Regions from separate parts of the Homo sapiens genome. Here region 2 is linked to region 1. A link is an interaction called in ENCODE POLR2A ChIA-PET data of the cell type or tissue named here. Cell type or tissue: Caco-2. All regions are shown on one strand. Each heading gives the region's core, and the rest is flanking DNA. Links, peaks and the distances in the headings are about the cores only.

Evidence for each region. Peaks named below come from ENCODE experiments on the same cell type or tissue, not always from the same donor. Only the 100,000 strongest peaks of a DNase experiment are listed, where the experiment ranks them.
Region 2: POLR2A ChIA-PET joins it to region 1 with 9 read pairs; 2 of 35 experiments call an interaction of 5 or more read pairs at or near these places.

The regions. Positions count from the first base shown.
Region 1 is chr10:32,150,915-32,161,491 of GRCh38, reverse strand. No RefSeq gene overlaps it. Among named protein-coding and RNA genes, the nearest start is that of KIF5B, 100 kb to the right of the region's middle. In Caco-2, for the core only: no CTCF peak of the experiment used is centred there; a DNase peak (open chromatin) is centred at 5,311.
Region 2 is chr10:32,018,890-32,029,466 of GRCh38, reverse strand. KIF5B (kinesin family member 5B) reads left to right here. Exons shown (of 26, transcript NM_004521.3): 15 at 896-1,039; 16 at 6,431-6,619; 17 at 7,210-7,327; 18 at 8,180-8,241; 19 at 8,336-8,445; 20 at 9,508-9,609. LOC107984219 (a long non-coding RNA gene) reads right to left here. Exons shown (of 3, transcript XR_001747415.2): 3 at 9,068-10,577. Among named protein-coding and RNA genes, the nearest start is that of KIF5B, 32 kb to the left of the region's middle. RefSeq lists an enhancer at 10,254-10,577. In Caco-2, for the core only: no CTCF peak of the experiment used is centred there; no DNase peak of the experiment used is centred there.

The DNA of each region.
Region 1 (10,577 bases), core at 3,804-6,303:
CGTGATCATGGCTCACTACAGCCTCCAACTCCTGGGCTCAAGCTGTCCTCTGCCTCAGCCTCCCAAGTAGCTAGGCCTACAGGTGTGTGCCACCATGCCCTGCTAATTTTTTAATTTTTTGTAGAGACAGGGTCTCGTATGCTGCACAGGTTGGTCTTGAATTCCTGGCTTCAAGTGATCCTCCTGTCTCGGCCTCCCAAAGTACTGGGATTACAGGCATGAGGCGCTGTGCCTAGCCCACCCCTCTTTCTTTGAGTTTCAAAACAGCTCTACTCTGCCTAGCATCCTACAGAGCCCTCAAGTCCTGTTTCATCATCTTCTGGCCATCACCCGTTGCCATGAATCTCACAAGAATCAATTGCATCTATTTCTAGCCCTCTGAGCCCAGTCCAAGGGCCCACAAAGGGAATGATTGCAATGCCTGACTCTTTCTTCCCCTCTACTCTCTACCCTCCCATGGGCTTACTCAAAACTCCTCCTTCCTCTCCTGGTTACAGAACAAAAGTTTTTGTGCACATAAATGGGCTGACATAGAGCCAGCTGTGGCCTAGCTCAGCCAGCTCAGAATGTTCTATTGCACTTATTCCTGGCTCTCAGATGGAATCTCCTCGATGGTATCAGGTGGAATTGTTAGGGCAGCTTGCCCTTCATCACCTTTCAATAGGGCACACCTTTCTGCCTAGGATATGTGCAGGAAGACAAGGCCCTTCTGTGGCATTTTTTGAGGCATATCACAGGGACCCACTCCGTCCATCATCTGTCCCAGTATGTGAATATTCCCCTCCTCAGTCACTCCTCATCTAAGTACCAGGCAGCTGTTGCCCAGTGTGTCCAGACCACTCGCAGCACTGGGGCATCCCACCTCCACTGCCCCGGAATCCTGAGAGCAGTCAAACGCTGGTCTCCAGATTCCTGCCGCGCTGCTTTAAATGCAAGTTCCCAGCTCTTCCCTCTCCTCCCATCCTCTTATTCCATGATGCTTTGCATTTTCTCCCCAACCATCCTTGCTGTTTCCTTGTTTTTCTATCACAAATAAATTCCATCATGTTTCTAACTATTAACTCATTTTATTCAATCAACAATATAAGCCAGGCGCAGTGGCTCACGCCTGTAATCCCAGCACTTTGGGAGGCTGAGGCAGGCGGATCACTTAAGGCCAGGAGTTCAAGATCAGCCTGACCAACATGATGAAACCCCATCTCTACTAAAAATACAAAAAATTAGCTGGTCATGGTGGCACATACTATAATCCCAGCTACTCAGGAGGCTGAAGGACAAGAATCGCTTGAACCTGGGAAGTTGAGGCTGCAGTGAGCCGAGATTGCATCACTGCACCTCAGTCTGGGTGACAGAGTGAGACTCTGTCTAAAAAAAAAAAAAAAAAAAAAATCAGGCTGGGCACTGTGGCTCATGCCTGTAATCCCAGCATTTTGGGAGGCCAAGGCGGGCAGATCACGAGGTCAGGAGTTCGAGACCAGCCTGACCAACATGCGGAAACCCCGTCTCTACTAAAGATACAAAAAGTTAGCTGGGCGTGGTAGCGCACACCTGTAATCCCAACTACTCAGGAGGCTGAGGCAGGAAAATCGCTTGAACCCGGGAGGCAGAGGTTGTAGTGAGCCAAGATTGCACCACTGCACTCCAGCCTGGGTGACAGAGTGAGACTCTGTTTAAAAAAAAAAATCAATATTTATTTTAAAGGTAAGTAATGCACTAGGTATTGTTCTATGCATTGAGAACACAGCGATGAATAATATAAACAGGTGTCTGCTCAGGTGCTTACAGTGTAGTAAAGGACAAATAAAAACAAATGAGTAAACAGAAACACATAAATAAAGTACATCCTTTCCATGGTGACAAGTACCTTGATAATGGAATGGTGTGCCAGAGGCACAGAACAGGTGCGTCTTTAGATAATATGATGGGAGAGGCTCTATCCGAGAATGCCAGTTTGCTAAAGGTCTGAATGACGGGAAGAGCCCAGCCACAGGGCAGTTCCAGGTTGAAGAACAACTCTCTAGATGGGTAACACTATAAACTCATGATCGCCGCCCTGGGATGTGTGCATAGAACATCCCGGCAATCCTCTCAGGTATTTGGTCAGGCTCCCTCACCTGCGTTGCTCATTGGCTGTTCCAAAACTTTTCCACCCTATTCAAGGCCATATCTCATTCCTGCCTTCTTCTTGCTCAACAACTGAGTCTGCCTTTTACTTCACAGAGAAACTTGAGTGTGTCGGGGAACTTCATTCACGTCCCACCTCCCCATACCTGCAGGTTCACTACAAATCCATATGTTCTTTTCCTTCCCATCTCAGAAGCGTCCCTTCATCTCCATATTCTCATGTTCCACATTCACCTCTTCCCATCTCCTCAAGGCTGTGACCGGCCCTCTCCTATAATTCCAACTTAGGGCCGGGCGCGGTGGCGCACGCCTGTAATCCCAGCACTTTGGGAGGCCAAGGCAGGTGGATCACCTGAGGTCGGGAGTTTGAGACCAGCCTGGCCAACATGGCATCTCTACTAAAAATACAAAAATTGGCTGGGCATGGTAGTGTGCACCTGTAATCCCAGCTACTTGGGAGGCTGAGGCAGAAGAATCATTTGAACCCAGGAGGCAGAGGTGGCAGTGAGCTGAGATCACGCCACTGCACTCCAGCCTGGGCGACAGAGTGAGACTCTGTCTCAAAAAAAGAAAAAGAAAAAGAAAAAGAATTTCAACTTCTTTTGTGTTGTCATCTTCCATTCAGCATAGAAGAAATGCTCATATCTCCCTTAACAGAAATGCTTTCTTCACTCTCACAAACTGCTAGTGGTCATTTAAGTTGGCTAATATAAAAGTCACAGTAATATCAAGCTATTCAACAAGCATTTTGCATTACATTTCAAAGGTCTTAGACTTTTGCCTAAATTTTGATTTACGAATTCTACTTCTAGAATTTATCATGATTGTGCTCTAAGTCGTAGTGACAAAGAGGGTCATGCTAGTGCTGTTTATAATACTGAAAAGCTATAAAACCATTATGTTCAATAAATAGGAGAAATTATTTAAATAAAATATGTACGTATGGCCGGGTGCGGTGGCTCACGCTTGTAATTCCAGCACTTTGGGAGGCCGAGGTGTGTGGATCACCTGAGATCAGGAGTTCAAGACCAGCCTGGCTAACATGGTGAAACTCTGTTTCTACTAAAAGTACAAAAACTTAGCCAGGCATGGTTGTGTGAGCCTCTAATCCCAGCTCCTCGGGAGGCTGAGGCAGGAGAATTGCTTGAACCCGGGAGGCAGAAATTGCAGTGAGCCATGATCACGCCATTGCACTCTAGCTTGGGCAACAAGAGTAAGAAAACTCTGTCTCAAAAAAAAAAAAGTAGGTATATAATAGAGCACTATCTGCTGCCATTAAACATGCTGTTGTAGGAAAGACAATTATGACATGAAAAATTATTCACGATTTATAAAAACACAAAATGTAGTCAACAAAATGATATGAATACCGTGATACCATTTAAAAAGTATATTTCTGCTTTTAAAAAGACTATAAGTATATTGTGTATACCAAAATGTTAACAGCGATTATCTAGGGGGAGAAGACATTATATAAGGTAGCTTATACTTTCATGCTTAACTGTATATAGTACTCTACATTTTTATTGTTGTTGTTCTTGTTCTTGTTTTGTTTTGTTTTGTTTTTGAGACGTAGTTTCACTCTTCTCTTGCCCAGGCCAGAGTGCAATGGCACAGTCTTGGCTCACTGCAACCTCCGCCTCCCAGGTTCAAGTGATTATCTTGTCTCAGCTTCCTGAGTAGCTGGGATTACAGGTGCCTGCCACCACACCTGGCTGATTTTTTTGTATTTTTAGTAGAGATGGGGTTTCACCATGTTGGCCAGCCTGGTCTTGAACTCCTGACCTCAGGTGATCTGCCCGCCTTGGCCTCCCAAAGTGCTGGGATTACAGACATGAGCCACCGTGCCCAGCCTGTTGTTGTTTTTTGAGATAGGGTCTTGCTCTGTTGCCCAGGCTAGAGTGCAGTGGGGTGATAATGGCTCACTGCCACCTTAGTCTCCTGGGCTCAGGTAATCCTCCCACCTCAACCTCCCAAAAGGTTGGGACTATAAACATGCATCACTATACCTGGCTAATTTTTTTTATTTTTTTACTTTTTGTAGAGATAGGTTCTCACTAAGTTGCCTAGACTGGCCCTTCTGAACTCTTGGGTTCAAGCAATCCTCCTACCTCAGCCTCCCAAAGTGCTAGGATTACAAGCACGAGCCACTGCACCTGGCCAGTATTCTAAATTTTCTATTGTAAGATTATACGGCTTAGTAATGAGAATAAATTATTTTTATATTTCTTCTTTGTTCTTGAGTATTGTTCACTTTTCTTTTTTCAGGAATAAACTCCTTCAAAGCTTAAATGGTCCCAGACAACCCTTTCTCCCTCATTCCTCCAATTCTACACAAATTAATCTTTTTTTTTTTTACATTGGGTAAAATCTAAGCCATCACCTTTCTCTATTTTTTCTTTCTTTCTTTTTTTTTTTTTGAGATGAAGTCTCGCTTTGTTGCCCAGGCTGCAGTGTAGTGGCGCGATCTCGGCTCACTGCAGCCTCTGCCTCTTGTGTTCCAGGGATTCTCCTTCCTCAGCCTCCCAGGTAGCTGGGATTACAGGCACACACCACCACACCCAGCTAATTTTTGTATTTTTAGTAGAGACAGGGTTTCACCATGTTGGCCAGGCTGGTCTCAAACTCCTAACCTCAGGTGATCCACCTACCTCGACCTTCCAAAGTGCTAGCATTACAGATGTGAGCCACCATGTCCAGCCTATTTTTTCTTTATTTTTTTATTATTTTGGGAGAGAATTTTGCTCTGTCACCCAGGCTAGAGTGCAGTGGCCTGATCATGGCTCACTGTAAGCTGGAACTCCTGGGCTCAAGGGATCCTTCCACCTCATCTTCCCAAGTAGCTGGGACTGTAGGCATGAGCCACCATACCTGGCTAATTTTTAAAGTTTTTGTAGAGATGATGTCTCGCTATATTGCCCAGGCTGGTCTCAAACTCCTGGCCTCAAGTGATCCTCCCACCAAAGCCTCCCAAAGTATTGGAATTACAGCCGTGAGCCATTGCATCACCTGTCTTTCAAGATGTCTGTTCCATTTGCCTTCTCTCTCAGTAAATGACCTTGCCTCTTACTTCACAGAGAAAATTAAAACTAACAGGTGAGAATTCTTTTACCTTTCATGCATCCTATAGAGTGCTGGAAGCTAGTGGTACAAAGATTAAAGAGCATAGCCTCCGGAGCTTTCCATCCTGTGAGCTTTGGGGATTTGTTTGGACATCGGGAAAGAGATTTTCCCCCAGCCAGCATACATTACACTAATATTTACTGAAGACTTAATGTATAACCTGTTTGGCCAGATCTAAGGATAAGTTTGAATTATATGATTGAAGATGTCTAAAAGTCATAGCAATAAAATTTAGCAGAGATACATGGAAAAGTTTGTATACAAATGAGAATCCCTAAGACAGCACAGCTTGTGATTGAATTCTAGCTTGTCACTTGTTACGAAAGTTTACTACTGCATCCTTCCTTTGGATGCACTCATATAACAAATACACCAGCAAATCTGAGTGTAGTCTGTGTTCTGTGAAGGCATACAGAGATGGGCACAAACATAATAAGATCACTATGACGATGGAAGTAGAAATAGAGTTCAGTAATCAACCAGAAGAAGACCCTAAGGGAAGCCTCCATGGAGAAGATGAGATTTGAGCTGGAACTTGAAAGACATCTGCCACCATTTATTTATGTATATCCTTGCATGTTCCAGAAGGAGTTAATATAGTTTCAAAAACAAATGCAAGATGTTGACTTCCAGAAAAAAAAGGAGCAGATGCACTTTTCCCTATTCATCTCACCAAGTGCAACTAAAACCCTGGACCTCACATATAAAACACACAAAGACTCTGAAAGGTGGAGGGAAGAAATTAGCCTGACGAGGGACCTCAGAACCTGAAGAACAACAATAGTGAGTTTCCTGGGTTTTCTTTCTGACTCATATTCCCCATTCTGGATGCCAGAGAAGCTGGTAACACAGAAACACCAATAGGAACAAAAATCAGAAACAAAACAAAACTCAAGAAAAATCTGCTCTTTCTAGCCAAAGGAAGAGAAAAGGGGTAGCCTGGCAAGAAGGAAATCTTTTAGATAAACAACCACTCTACTCCAGCCAAACATCACAGATAAAGCTGTGGCTCCACTCTCACTCCCACCGGCAAAGGCTGACTGGAGGGTTCAGAATGCTACTGTTGCCAAAAGCTTGCAGTGATGAGACAGACACCACTGGGGTTGTGTCAGAGGAAGCCTAGTGGAGAGTCAAGACTTTCATCCCTGCCCAGGGTAAGGAAGTGACCTCCCATGGCCTCAGTAGGGGCCATGTGGGGAGCAGTAACAAGGCACCCCTGTGCCCCCCATCTAGGATAATCAGTGGAGGCCTAGTAGGGGGGCTGAGCTTCCACCCCTACTTATCAAAAACAAGGAGGTGTCCCAGGCATCAGTGAAGGCAGAATGGGTATCCTGGGGTCAACACCTACCTAGCAGTAATGAGTAGAGCAATGTGAGAGGAGGTCTGTTCAACAGAAGATTTAAATAAGAGACACAATGTCTAACATAATACCCCAAATGTCTATGTTTCAACAGAAAATCACTCATCATACCAAGAACCAGGAAAATATCAACTGGAATGAGAAAAGATAACCAGGATACACCAACACCAAGATGGCACAGATGTTAGAATTATCTGACAAGGATTTTAAAATAGCCATTATAAAAATGCTTTAGGCCAGGCACAGTGGTTCACGCCTGTAATCCCAGCACTTTGGGAGGCCGAGGCAGGTGGATCACCTGAGGTCAGGAGTTTGAGACCAGCCTGGCCAAGATGGTGAAACCCTGTCTCTACTAAAAATACAAAAATTAGCTGGGTATGGTGATAGGTCCCTGTAATCCCAGCTACTCAGGAGGCTGAGGCAGGAGCATTGCCTGAACCAGGGAGATGGAGGTTGCAATGAACCCAGATCATGCCATTGCACTCCAGCCTGGGTGACAAGGGCGAAACTCCATCTAAAAAAAAAAATGCTTTAATGAGGCCAGGCATGGTGTCTCATGCCTGTAGTCCCAGTGCTTTGGGAGCCTGAGGCAGGAGGATCACTTGAGGATAGGTGTTCAAGACCAGCCTGGGCAACATAGTAAGACCTTGCATCTACAAAAAATAAAACTAAAAAATTTAGTTGGGTGGCGACATGTGCCTGCACTCCCAGCTACTTGGGAGGGTGAAGTGGGAGGATCTCTTGCACTTAGGAATCCAAGGCTGCAATGAGCTATGATTGCACCACTGCACTCCAACTTAGGCAACAGAGTGGAGTGCAGTGGTGCAATCATAGTCTCTTAATAAAAAAGAAAAAAGCTTCAGTGATCAATTATGAACATACTTGAACCAAATGGAAAAAAATATAAATCTGACCAAAGAAATAAAAGCTATAAAAAAAACTCAAGTCAAAAATTTTGAACTGAAAATACAATAAACAAGTGAAAAACTCAATGGATGGGTTCAATAGCAAAACAGAGAAAATAGGCTGGAAAAAGAAAAGAAGAGATCATTAGAGACCTGTAGAAAATTATCAAAATATTTGTGTCATCAAAGTCCCAGGAGAGGAGAAAGGGGACAGGAAGTACTAGAAAAGTATTTGAAGAAATAATGGCTGAAATTTCCCCAAATTAGGCAAGATACATAAACCTAAAGGTTCAGGAAACCTAGAGAATCTCAAACAGGATAAAGCCAAAGAATCCATACCAGGACACGTCACAGTCAAATTCTGAAAACTAAAGAAAAACGAAAATATTTTAAAGCAACATGAGAGAAATACACCTTATGTATAAGGGAAAAACAATTCCAGTGGCAGCAGATTTCTCATCAGAAACCATGAGGCCAGAAGGAATTGGCACAGCATTTTTCAAGTTCCGAAAGAAAAGAATTGTCAACCCAGAATTCTATATCCAGTTAATATCGTCTTCAGAAATGAAAGGGAAATCAAGACATCCTCATATGAAACAAAACTAAGAGAATTTGTCACTAGTAGACCTGCTTTGAAAGAATGGCTAAAGAAAGTTCTCTTAAGAGAAAAGAAGTAATAAAAGAAAAAATATTGGAATATCAGAAAAGAAAATAATAACAACAAAAGTGAAAATAGGAGTAAATACAATAGACTTTCCTTCTCTTCTGGAGTTTTCTAAATTGTGTTTGATAGTTAAAGTGAAAATTATAACAATGTCAGATGTGGTTCCAATGCATGAAGAGGAAATAATTAAGACAATTATCCAATAATGGGGAGGTTAAAGGAATGTAAAGGGAGGTAAGGTTTGTACACTTCATTCAAACTAGTAAAATGTTGACACTAGAAGACTATGATAATGAGTAGTACAAGTGACATTTTTGTAGTAATGGAAAAGTCCTTTGTTTTGATTGCAATGCTAGTTACATGAATCTGATGTGGTAAAACAACAGAGAACCACACACACATACACACACATGCACACACACACATTGTCCCAATGTTAATTTCCTGTTTTTGATATTGTACTATAGTTACAAAAGATGTAGTTATTGAAGGAAATTGGGTGAAGGCTACACAGACTTCTCTGTACTATCTTTACAACTTCCTATGAATTTATAATTATTTTTAAGTAAAGATTTTTTTATAAAGTGAATGTAGTACACCTCGTTAAAATATGAATGGAAGGCAGTAGATGTTCCTAAAAATGAGGTTTTATATATATATATATATATATTTTTTTTTTTTTTTTTTTTTGAGACGAAGTTTTGCTCTTGTTGCCCAGGCCAGAGTGCAATGGTGCGATTTCGGCTCACTGCAACCTCTGCCTCCCGGGTTCAAACGATTCTCCTGCCTCAGCCTCCCGAGTAGCTGGGATTACAGGCATGCACCACCACGCCCGACTAACTTTGTATTTTTAGTAGAGATGGGGTTTCACTGTATTAGCCAGGCTGGTCTCAAACTCCTGACCTCATGATCTGCCCGCCTTAGCCTCCCAAAGTGCTGGGATTACAGGCATGAGTCACTGTGCCCAGCCGAGGTTATTTCTTAATCAGGACTTTTTTAGTTGCAAGTGGCAGACACCTGAATCAAACCACTTCAACCAGAAATTTATTAACACACATTAACTTCATCACTTAGTTTTGCTTCTGTCTGTGGACTCGTTTCACTTTATGCTGCAGCAGCCAAGCCTCCTCCAAGGAACATGACTAAGGATTAGCAATCTGAGAGCTTAAGATCCAAGAACAAGGGAGTCTCTCTATCCTTCCTAGCATGCAAATGTAACATTGGAGACCTCCAAATGTCTCCACAAGTTGGAGAACACTCCAATTTGCCTGGCTTGGTCACATGCCTATCCCTGGGCCAATCGCTATGGCCTGGAGGTAGAATGTTGTGAGTGACAGCCCTTCCCCTTGCTCCACCCACAAAATGGAATTGGGAAGGAAATGCTGTAATAGAAGAGGGAAGGGATGTTGGCCAGCAAATACACTGAAGTCCACTCCAGAGCCTCCAGTGTCCTGCAGGGATTACAGAAGTAAGAGAATAATGAGAGTCCCTCTTACAAATGGAATCATACGGCATTCTTTTTTTTGTGACTGGCTTATTTCACTTAGCATAATGTCCTCAAACTTCATTCATGTAGTAGCATGTGACAGAATTGCCTTCTTTTCAAGGCTGAGTAATATTTCATTGCATGGATGTGTCACATTTTGCTTAGCCATTCATCCATGGATGGACACTTGGGTTGCTTCCACATTTTATCTATTGTGAATAATGTTGCTATGAACATAGTTGTACAAGAATGTTAGGATTTTAAAAGGAGAGAAAGATCACAAAAGAACATAAAACATCCCATAAGGCCATAAGCAGTGGCTCACGCCTATACCTTCACAGCACTTTGGGAGGCCAAGGCAGAAGGACTGAGACCAGCCTGGCCAACGTGGTGAAACCCCTTCTCTACAAGAAGTATAAAAATTAGCCAGGCATGGTGGTGCATGCCTATAGTCCCAGCCACTTGCGGGGTTGAGACGGGAGGATCTCTTGAGTCCGGGAGATCGAGGCTGCAGTGAACCTGCACCGCTGCACTCCAGCCTGGGCGACAAAGTGAGACCCTGCCTAAAAAAAAAAAAAAAAAAAGAGAAAGAGAGAGAGAGAGATAGGAGTGTAAATAAGAGAAATGAGAGGGGAAGCAGCTGAGCTGGCCAATCATATCTCCTGGGCAAAGCCATTCCAGGTCCTGTGGGTGAACCAACACAGCTTCCAGGATGTATTTGAAATAAGAGTCAAAAGAGCTTCTGAAACTTCGAAAAGCTTTTGTGAAAATTCAAATTCTTGTGTTGAATTCAGAACCCCAGCAGGTTGTAGGCATATGGTAAACATGAGTGATTTAACTTCTAGTTAGAGGAAAAACAAGGTAAAAACCACAGGAAATTGTTTTTACTTCACGGATCCATTTCAGATAAGATAA
Region 2 (10,577 bases), core at 3,215-5,714, 130 kb after region 1:
GGAATGATGGCATCTTTACTAAAAGATACTGATGAAAAGTCAATAAATGGCATTACAAATACAGTATAGTACAGGCATTACAAATACAGAAGCCCCAAGCGTTTCAGATTTTGGAATGTTTGCATTATACTTACCAGTTGAGCATTTCTAATTGGCAAGTCCAAAATGCTTCAGTGAGCATTTTCTTTGAGCATCATGCAAGCACTCAAAAAGTCCCAGATTTTCGAGCACTTCGGAGTGGGGATGCTCACCTTGTATCTGTTCTGCCATATGAGTTATTTTAAAGTGGGCACCAAACTGGGTTGGACTTTTCAAAATTTGGTGATTTTGTAGCTGTTAAGCCAGCTATGATTTGAGATTTATAATGATAGTCATTAAACTCAGATAATATTACTTTAACACTAGCTCCTGGATAATTGCCTGTATCATAGTATTATCACATGGATTCTTTCCAGTGAGTAAGTATATAGAAAGTAGATGAAGAAAGCATACTAACCATCTAGAAAAGAGTGTCATTGTAACGTTAATTTGCTGACTCACTTTCTAAAGATAAGACATAATATAGTAATAAGTGATAATCAAATCTAGTTAAATTTGAGGCTTCCCATTTTTAGACAGAAAATATTATTCAATCCCAGGAATTTAGTGAAATAACAGAAACTGCCTGCTCTTAATTGAAAACAATGTGGCTACTTTTACCATAGCCTATTAGGTCTAAAATATATTTTAAGTTTGAGCTGGGAGCCCAGAACCTGGTAGATAGTTCAAGAAAAATGAAAGCAGAAAAGACATGGTTTCGTAAGGGCTTGGTGTAAAACTTGAAACACCGATGAGTATTTGATTTGAATTTTCATGTAGTAGATTTAACTATACTTTTTGTTTTGGGTTCTCTTAGGCAACTTTAGCGAGTATAGATGCTGAGCTTCAGAAACTTAAGGAAATGACCAACCACCAGAAAAAACGAGCAGCTGAGATGATGGCATCTTTACTAAAAGACCTTGCAGAAATAGGAATTGCTGTGGGAAATAATGATGTAAAGGTAAATATAATAACTAAGTATTAAGGACAATTATCTGTATACACTGGCACTTTTGTTTACTACTAATAGTTTGTAAAGTTCTTTTCGTATTCATGATCTCATCCTCACAAACAGTCGTGTAGTAGATGTTATTAACCGCATTTTAAATAGATCAGGAGAGAGCAAGAGAATAAGGGCACCCAAATAGGTAAATTCAGTAGGCGGCATTTATTGGACCTCATGTTTGATTCTTTACTATAACATTTTCCCCAACCTGGGCAATGTGGCGAAACCCTGTCTCTACAAAAAATACAAAAATGAGCCTGGCATGGTGGCGTGTGCCTGTAGTCCCAGCTACTGGGGTGGGAGGATTGCTTGAGCCTGGGAGGTCAAGGCTGCAGTGAGCTGCAATCGTGCAACTGCACTCCAGCCTGCACAACAGATCAAGATGCTGTCTCCAGAAAAAAAAAAAATTCGTGCTTAAAAATTACGTTAATAAATTTCCATAAGTGAAATGATTGGAACAACAATTAAGATTAGTTCACGGACCAGACATAGTGGCTCAAGCCTGTAATCCCAGCACTTTGGGAGGCCAAGGCAGGAGGATCACTTGAGCCCAGGAGTTCGAGACCAGCCTGGGCAACGTGGCAAGACCTTGTCCCTACAAAAAATTTAAAAATTAGCCTAGCATGTAGGCATGGTGATACATGCCTGTAGTCCCAGCTATTTTAAGAGACTGAGGCAGGAGGTTAAAGATGCTGTGAACCATGTTTGTGCCATGGCACTCCAGCCTGAGCAACAGTGAGACCCTATCTGGAAAAAAAAAAAAAAAAAAGATTAGCTCAGGGAATAAATTTATAATGAATGGGCTTGTGGTTGCTTTAAATATTTAAAGAAAAGTTAAAGATGAGCACTGCTTTCTTAATTCTTTTTTATTTTAGTGTGAAAAATTTCAAACATATAATAGTAGAGAGAATAATACAATGAACTCTAGAGTTTTCAGTTTTCAAAATATGTCCATATTTTCTTTATACCTCTTTGTCCTAATCTTTTTAAAGATACTAATATTGGTTGTTAGCATTAGGCATTTGACTTGGTGGTAGATTTAAAAACTAAGACCAAAGAACCAAACTAAGACTCTTAACTGAAAAACCATGCATATAACATGAAAGATTTGTATGTTGCAGTAGCTGTTTAGACTTTACCTTTTTGATTAAAGCCTAATTACAATACAAAGAGAGCATATACACTTGGGTTTATATTGAGAGCCTACTAAAAAGCCCAGTCTGTTAACCAGAGTTGGAACTGACGTAAAAGTTTTCAATATGGAGTACACATTTCCATCTTTTGTATTGTTTAATGTTGCTGTTTGCTGTTAACTGATTCTTCAGTTTAAAAATGAAGAAAAAATATTTTTAAAAAATACAAAAAGAATAAAAGATAAAATCAACAAAATAAAAGTTACTGTTTGTTGATGGAGGCAAGGATTCTCATGACTCTTCTCTTCATATGTTATTTCTTCAGTGGACTCACTATGGGGCCACTTGACTTGCTTTCCCTTCACCATCAGTCTGAACATTTCGGCCCTATTCTGTTTATGGTGAAGTAATGTGAGATGTAGAGAAATCTCTAGGATGGAAAAGTACATTTATTTCATATCGCAGAACACCAGAGAGATGTTGTTCAAGATTTGCTTTGTAGATTTGCAACTTTTTAGACAAATCTTATATTTTATGTTCAAATAATTATGATTTAAGTTAAAAAGTGTAAAGAGAGAGTGGAAATGGTTTATGTTTAGTGGCAGAGGGATGAAATCCAGGTTCCATGACTACTAGATTTTTTTTTCCACTATACCATAGCAGTTTGAAAATAAGTCGTCTTTGCAAATAGTTATTCTAATTAAAAAAAAAAAAGGATCCTCAGTATTTTTGTCATTAACAAGTAATTCTTTTCCTCTCATCATATATAAGCTCTGTTAGAGCGTTACTTTTTTTTTTTTTTTTTTTTTTTTGAGACGGAATCTCACTGTGTCTCCCAGGCTGGAGTGCAGTAGTGCGATCTTGGCTCACTGCAAGCTCCGCCTCCCGGGTTCATGCCATTCTCCCACCTCGGCCTCCCGAGTAGCTAGGATTACAGGCGTGTGCCACCACGCCTGGATAATTTTGTTTTTGTATTTTTAGTAGAGATGGAGTTTCACCGTGTTAGCCAGGATGGTCTTGATCTCCTGACCTCTTTATCTGCCCACCTCGGCCTCCCAGAGTGCTGGGATTACAGGCATGAGCCACTGCGCCCGGCCTGTTGTTGTTCTTAAGTTACAGTTTACAGTTTTATGTTACAGTTTACAATGATTGTTGTACTCATTGTATTCTATAGTTGTGTGGATTTTAAGGAGTGCATAATATTATAGGTCCGGTATTTAGAATAGTTCCCACACCACCCTAACAAATTCCCAGTGTTTTTGCTATTCACCTCTACTTCTTGAACTTCTGGCAACCACTGATGTTTTTACTATCTTTATAGTATTGCTGTTTCCAAAATGTTATATAGTTGGAATCATACAGTATGTATATGTAGCCCTTTCAGCTAGTTTCTTTCACTTACCAGTATGCATTTAAGATTCTTCCATGGCTTTTCATGGCTTGATCATTTTTTTAAATTACTAAATTATATTCCATGATATGAATGTACCATGGTTTGTTTATCCATTCACCTATGTGGTTACTTTGAGGTTTTGGCAATTAATGAACAAAGCTGCTATAAACATTCATGTGTAGGCTGAGCATGGTGGCTCATGCCTGTAATCCCAGCACTTCGGGAGGCCGAGGCGGGCAGATCACTTGAGGCTAGGAGTTTGAGACCAGCCTGGCCAAAGTGGTGAAGTCCCATCTCTACAAAAAATAAAAAAACTAGCCAGGCATAGTGGTGCACGCCTATAGTCCCAGCTATTTGGGAGGCTAAGGCACGAGAATTGCTTGAGCCCAGGAAGTGGAGGTTGCAGTGAGCCAAGATGGTACCACTGCACTCCTTCCTAGGTGACAGAGTGAGACTCTGTCTCCAAAAAAAATAATAATAATTCATGTGTAAGTTATTCTTTGGACATAAATTTTCAGTTCAGTTGAGTAAAAATACCTAGAAGTGCTAGGTTGTACGTTATGACTATGTTAGCTTTGTAAGGAACTCCCAAATGGTCTTCCAAAGTGGTGGAAACATTTTGCATTCCTATCAGCCATGAATGAGAGTCTGCTGTTCCACATCATTGCCAGTGTTTGCTCTTGTCAGTTTCTTGGGATTTTACTAATGTATGGTGTTATTTTATTGTCATTTTAATTTGCAGTTGTGTTTTTTCTTATTGTTGAGGTTTTCTTTTTCTTTGAGACGGAGTCTCGCTCTGTCACCCAGGCTGGAGTGCAGTGGCGTGATTTTGGCCCACCATAACCTCCGCCTCCTGGGTTCAAGTGATTCTTCTGCCTCAGCCTGCCAAATAGCTGGGAACACAGGCGCGTACCACCACGCCTGGTTAATTTTTATATTTTTAGTAGAGATGGGATTTCACCATATTGTCCAGGCTGGTTTCGAACTCCTGACTACAGGTGGTCCGCCTGCCTCAGCCTCCCAAAGTGCTGGTACTACAGGCATGAGCCACTGCGCCTGGCCCTGTTGTTGAGTTTTGTTTTGTTTTATTTTGAGATGGAGTCTCGCTCTGTCGCCTAGGTTGGAGTGCAGTGGCATGATCTCGGCTCACTGCAAGCTCCTCTTCCTGGGTTCAAGCAATTCTTCTGCCTCAGCCTCCCGAGTAGCTGGGACTACAGGCTCCCACTACCACACCTGGCTAATTTTTTGTATTTTTAGTAGCAACTGGGTTTCGCCATATTGGCCAGGCTGGTCTTGAACTCCTGACCTCAGGTGATCTGCCCGCGTCAGCCTCCCAAATTGCTGGGATTACAGGCGTGAGCCACCGTACCTGGCCTCCTATTGTTGAGTTTTAAGAGTTCTTCGGCCGGGCGCGGTGGCTCACGCCTGTAATCCCAGCACTTTGGGAGGCCGAGGCGGGCGGATCACGAGGTCAGGAGATCAAGACCATCCTGGCTAAAACGGTGAAACCCCGTCTCTACTAAAAATACAAAAAATTAGCCGGGCGTAGTGGCGGGCGCCTGTAGTCCCAGCTACTTGGGAGGCTGAGGCAGGAGAATGGCGTGAACCCGGGAGGCGGAGCTTGCAGTGAGCCGAGATCCCGCCACTGCACTCCAGCCTGGGCGACAGAGCGAGACTCCGTCTCAAAAAAAAAAAAAAAAAAAAAAAAAAGAGTTCTTCATATGTTTTGGATATAAGTCTTTTATCAGATAGTGTTTTGCATTATTTCTCTGTGTCTTGTTTTTTTTTTTTTGTTTTTTTTTTTTACTCTCAACGTCATTTTTTGAGACTAAAAATTTTTAATTTTAATGAGGTCCAACTTACCAAGTTTTACATTAATAGATTGTGTTTTTGGTATTGTATTTAAAAACTTGTCACCAAACCCAATATCACCTAGATTTTCTCCTGTGTTAAAAGTTTTTTTTTCAGTTTTGCATTTACATTTAGATCTATGATCCATTTGGAGTTAATTTTTCTGAAAGGGGTAAGGTGTGTACCAGGATTCATTGTTTCACATCTGGATGTCCAGTTGAAGAGACTGTCCTCCCTCCATTAAATTGCCTTTGCACCTTTGTCAGAGATCAGTTGACTGTATTTTGTGGTTTTATTCCTGGGCTCTTTATTCTGTTCTGTTAACCTGTTTATCTGTTCTTTGCCAGCACTGTACTGTTTTGATTATTATAGCTTTACAGTAAGTTGCATAGTGTCAAGTCCTGTGACTTTGTTTGTCCTTAGTGTTGTGCTAGCTATTCAGGGTCTTTTGACTTTACATGTAAACTTAATCATGTCATCTGCACAGTTTTATTTCTTCCTGAAGGTGAAGGAATATACAGTGACCACAATTCCTTCTGGTTGAGCTTAAAGTTCATCCTTTCCCTGCCACCTAAACATCCTCTTGTTAAATTTTAAGCTGAACGTGCACATGATTAACAATGAATTTACTGAAGAGGTCCTGTAAAGAGGAAGTGAAAAAATTGAAAGAGGCAGAATTTATTAGTTTGGTTGTATTTTTGTGTTTTCTTTAGGTTTACATTTATTTATTTTTCTTGTTGGCATGTATTAACATTATTCTCAGTTTTTAAAAAAAGGAAGGCAAAAAGTAAGCTGTATTTATTTACCTTTCGTTGAAAACAGTAATAAAAGAAAAAAATAAGATCCAGACTTTGTATGAATATTGAGTAATACTAAAATATATTTTATAAAAAGATTTTATAGCCTAATTGGGAAAACACACATTGAACATTTTTGGCTTTAATTTTTTATTTTACTTTTTCCTTACAGCAGCCTGAGGGAACTGGCATGATAGATGAAGAGTTCACTGTTGCAAGACTCTACATTAGCAAAATGAAGTCAGAAGTAAAAACCATGGTGAAACGTTGCAAGCAGTTAGAAAGCACACAAACTGAGAGCAACAAAAAAATGGAAGAAAATGAAAAGGAGTTAGCAGCATGTCAGCTTCGTATCTCTCAAGTATGTTATAGAACAAAGTTTATTCATTTTTTTGAAACAGCCACATAGAAATTTTATTTATTATACAAGTTTTCAGAAAAATGTGTGTCTATAGGTGAAATTTAGTTGTTTTTTTCCTAGTCTAGCTGCAGTAAATTTGAATGATTTAACTGAGTTATATTTGCCTAACATAAATATGGGTTATGTATAGAAATTTACCAGAATGATGTGACTGGTGGTAACTTGTTAAAGACTTCAGAATTCCAGGGTGGGCAAAACTGCAGGGAACCAGTTTCCTGGCTTGGCAACTGAATGAATGGGGCCATTCACCACTATCAGAATTTCACAAGGAGGGAAGATGGTAACGTTAGATGGTGGTATCTGTAAAATTAGTATTTCATATTTGAGTCTTCAGTGCCTTAGTTTGCAAGTTATGATCACCAATGAATTAATTGATTACATTCTTTAACATTTCAAAATTGGCTCCTGAATATTTTAGTTTTAAATATTCCCAAATTTATCATATATAGATAATGAAATGTTTACTGTCAAATATTCTTAAAGTGTATGCATATGTTTTCCACTTCATATCAGTATATTTTTTCCAAAAGCATGAAGCCAAAATCAAGTCATTGACTGAATACCTTCAAAATGTGGAACAAAAGAAAAGACAGTTGGAGGAATCTGTCGATGCCCTCAGTGAAGAACTAGTCCAGCTTCGAGCACAAGGTATAGCTTCCAACTGTTTATGAGTTACATCTGTGTTCTTATTTTAGTATAATTGTAGTAAACTTAATATTCACACTGAAAGAAATAGTAGGAATATGGCTGATTTCGAATGGTAAACAAATCATACATATTAATGTTGCTTTGAAACATTTTTTTGTTGTTGTTTTGAGACGGCGTCTTCACTCTGTTGCCCAGGCTGGAGTGCAGTGGCACTATCTTGACTCACTGCAACCTCCACCTCCTGGGTTCCAGTGATTCTCCTGCTGCAGCCTCCCTAGTAGCTAGGACCACAGGCACATGCCCCCACGCCTGGCTAATTTTTTACCTTTTTTGTAGAGACAGGGCTTCACCGTGTTACGCAGGATGGTCTTGATCTCCTGACCTCGTGATCTGCCTGCCTTGGCCTCCCAAAGTGCTGGGATTACAGGCATGAGCCACTGTGCCTGTCAAAACATATATATATATATTTTTAAGATTTTGTTTGAATATGGAAATAGCCAATCTGGGGATTTCCCACAGTTACGAAGCGGGGTGTGTGTGTGTGTGTGTCTTAACATAGGGGACTTAGGAGTTATCTCATTTCTTTACCATTCCCTTAACTAATCTGTTCTGGATTAGGCCAAAAAAAAAAAAACCAAACAAACCATAAAGGAATACATAATACCAACACAATGGATGTAACTTGTATACTAGTCTACATGTCATTGAACTTGGAGAGCAGGTGACATTTGGGTAATTTGAAGTTGAATATTGCTAAGGAAAATGCTTATTGTAAAATCCATTTGCTCCTTGGTTTATATGAGGAACCTTAAAGGCTTATTTCACTCTTCTATTTTCTCTCTATTCAAACAGAGAAAGTCCATGAAATGGAAAAGGAGCACTTAAATAAGGTTCAGACTGCAAATGAAGTTAAGGCAAGTTTGATGTCACATTTCTAACAGCTTTAATTAATCAGTATTAATTTTGATTAGTCTGACTTTAACATCCTTTTCCCCCCCAAAATTTTAGCAAGCTGTTGAACAGCAGATCCAGAGCCATAGAGAAACTCATCAAAAACAGATCAGTAGTTTGAGAGATGAAGTAGAAGCAAAAGCAAAACTTATTACTGATCTTCAAGAGTAAGTATTATACTTCTCTAGTTAGGAGGAAAGAATCGGTTACTGATGGTCATGGTATATATTCTTATTAGAAACCTGCAGTTTTCATCAAAATTACATTTTTATCTTGGAAAATAAAGAATTTTCTCATTTATGAGTAAAACTTCTAAATTCCAGGTGAAATTTTTGAGGCTTTTTTTTAGGTCTTTTGATCTAAATTATTCAGTAAAAGAAAAAAATCCCCAACCTAAGTCTATTATTGCATACCACAGTCTTCTCCAAATCCTTTATTTAGTTTCCTTTTTTAAAAAAATTCTTGGCTGGGTGCAGTGGCTGATGGCCTGTGACCCCAGTGCTTTGGGAGGCTGGGGTGGGAGGATCACTAGAAGTCAGGAGTTCAAGACCAGCTGGGCAACATAGTGAGACTCCATCTCTACAAAAAATAATTTTTTAAATTAGCTGAGCTTGGTGGCACATGCCTGTAGTCCCAGTGACCCAGGAGGCTGTGGCACGAGGATTGCTTGAGTATTGGAATCTGAGGCTGAAGTGAGCTATGATTGTACTACAGCCTGGGTGACAGAGCGAGACCCTGACTCAAAATTCTTAACTGGGAAAAACTTTTCTGGAAATTCTATGGATTTTCAAAGGTTTTTTTTTTTTTAAGTTGTCATCTTAGTTTATCTAGAAGCAATTTCCCTGCCTCCATAACCATGTGCACATACATAGAGTTTATGGAAGTCAGAGTTTGCAACAATTTGAGTAGGAACCAAGAAGAGAATAACATAACAAAATAATGATGAGGTTTGGGGCGTAGGTCTTACTATGAATACCTGATGGAAGTAGGCATAAGGATTCAGGAAGATGAAAGACAGAGGAGAACAGAATCATGATTTCAAACCAAAATACGAAAAATTTTGTATGTCCACAAGTAGCCAGGTCCCTTTCCTCTTTTCCTCCATAGGGTATAGGATAACAGAAAAGTCCTTGATGAGATTATAGAATTTAAAAGTTTGGAAATTTTAATGATGACATTGAGAAAACTGTGATATTGATACTGTGTTAATTATTTTTTTCTTTCGTCAGCCAAAACCAGAAAATGATGTTAGAGCAGGAACGTCTAAGAGTAGAACATGAGAAGTTGAAAGCCACAGATCAGGAAAAGAGCAGAAAACTACATGAACTTACGTGAGTAATTGTTTTTAATTAAAGTTTAAAAATAAAAGCTAAATTAGAGGATTATAGGCATTACCTTTGGATATAGCCAGTGGATACATATTTTACTTTGTATGGGCTAAAGGATTTTTTCTTAAATCCACTGAGTTGGTTTGATTTATATCTAAATACTTGGAATATATACTTGCATTTGAGTGAAAGCAAGGTCTTATATTTCATTGTGGTTAAGATTAAGGTTTCTCTTTATTAATCTGCTTGCTGTTTCTTTATCTCCATATTACTTCAGGATCCAGCATAAAAATGAACCTAAAACAATATATTAAGTAACTTCGAAGATTTTAAGATCTAACACAAAAACTGAGTTTTTGTTAAATTTTCTCTTGCATAAAAGAGCATTGTGGTGTTTAGCCTTGCCATTTTGAACAGAGGTTTTCATGGTTTACCTTTTCTCATTTTCTCAAAACTCAGTTTTCTAGAATCTTAGCAGGTAGAAAGTGCATGATTATAATTTTTCACATACCTTGAGTTTGTGAGACAATTTGCAAATCAACTGATATTGTTAGGATAGTTAGAACATCAGGACCAGTTCAGAGTGGATTATATGAAGATTCTGCTAACTTGCAGCTGTAATTTTGTTTAGAATACTTGTAATGTAAAATATTTTAGTCTTTGACAGTTTATAATCTATAATTAATCAGTATCATTTTGGATAAATAGCAGTATAATACATGTGGCATATTTTAAAATATAAATTATAGAACTATTCCTTATTCTTTGAATTCTGCCACATTTTATTTCATCTCTTCCATTGCTATATATGGAATGTATAACAATAGACTGTTGTTTAGAAGGCATATGAAAATTTTTTGAAATTGCAAAGCTGCAGTGGCTCACACCCATAATCTCAGCACTTTGGGAGGCCAGGGCAGGAGAATCAGTTGAGCCCAGTGTTTGAGAATCAGCCTAGGCAATATAGTGAG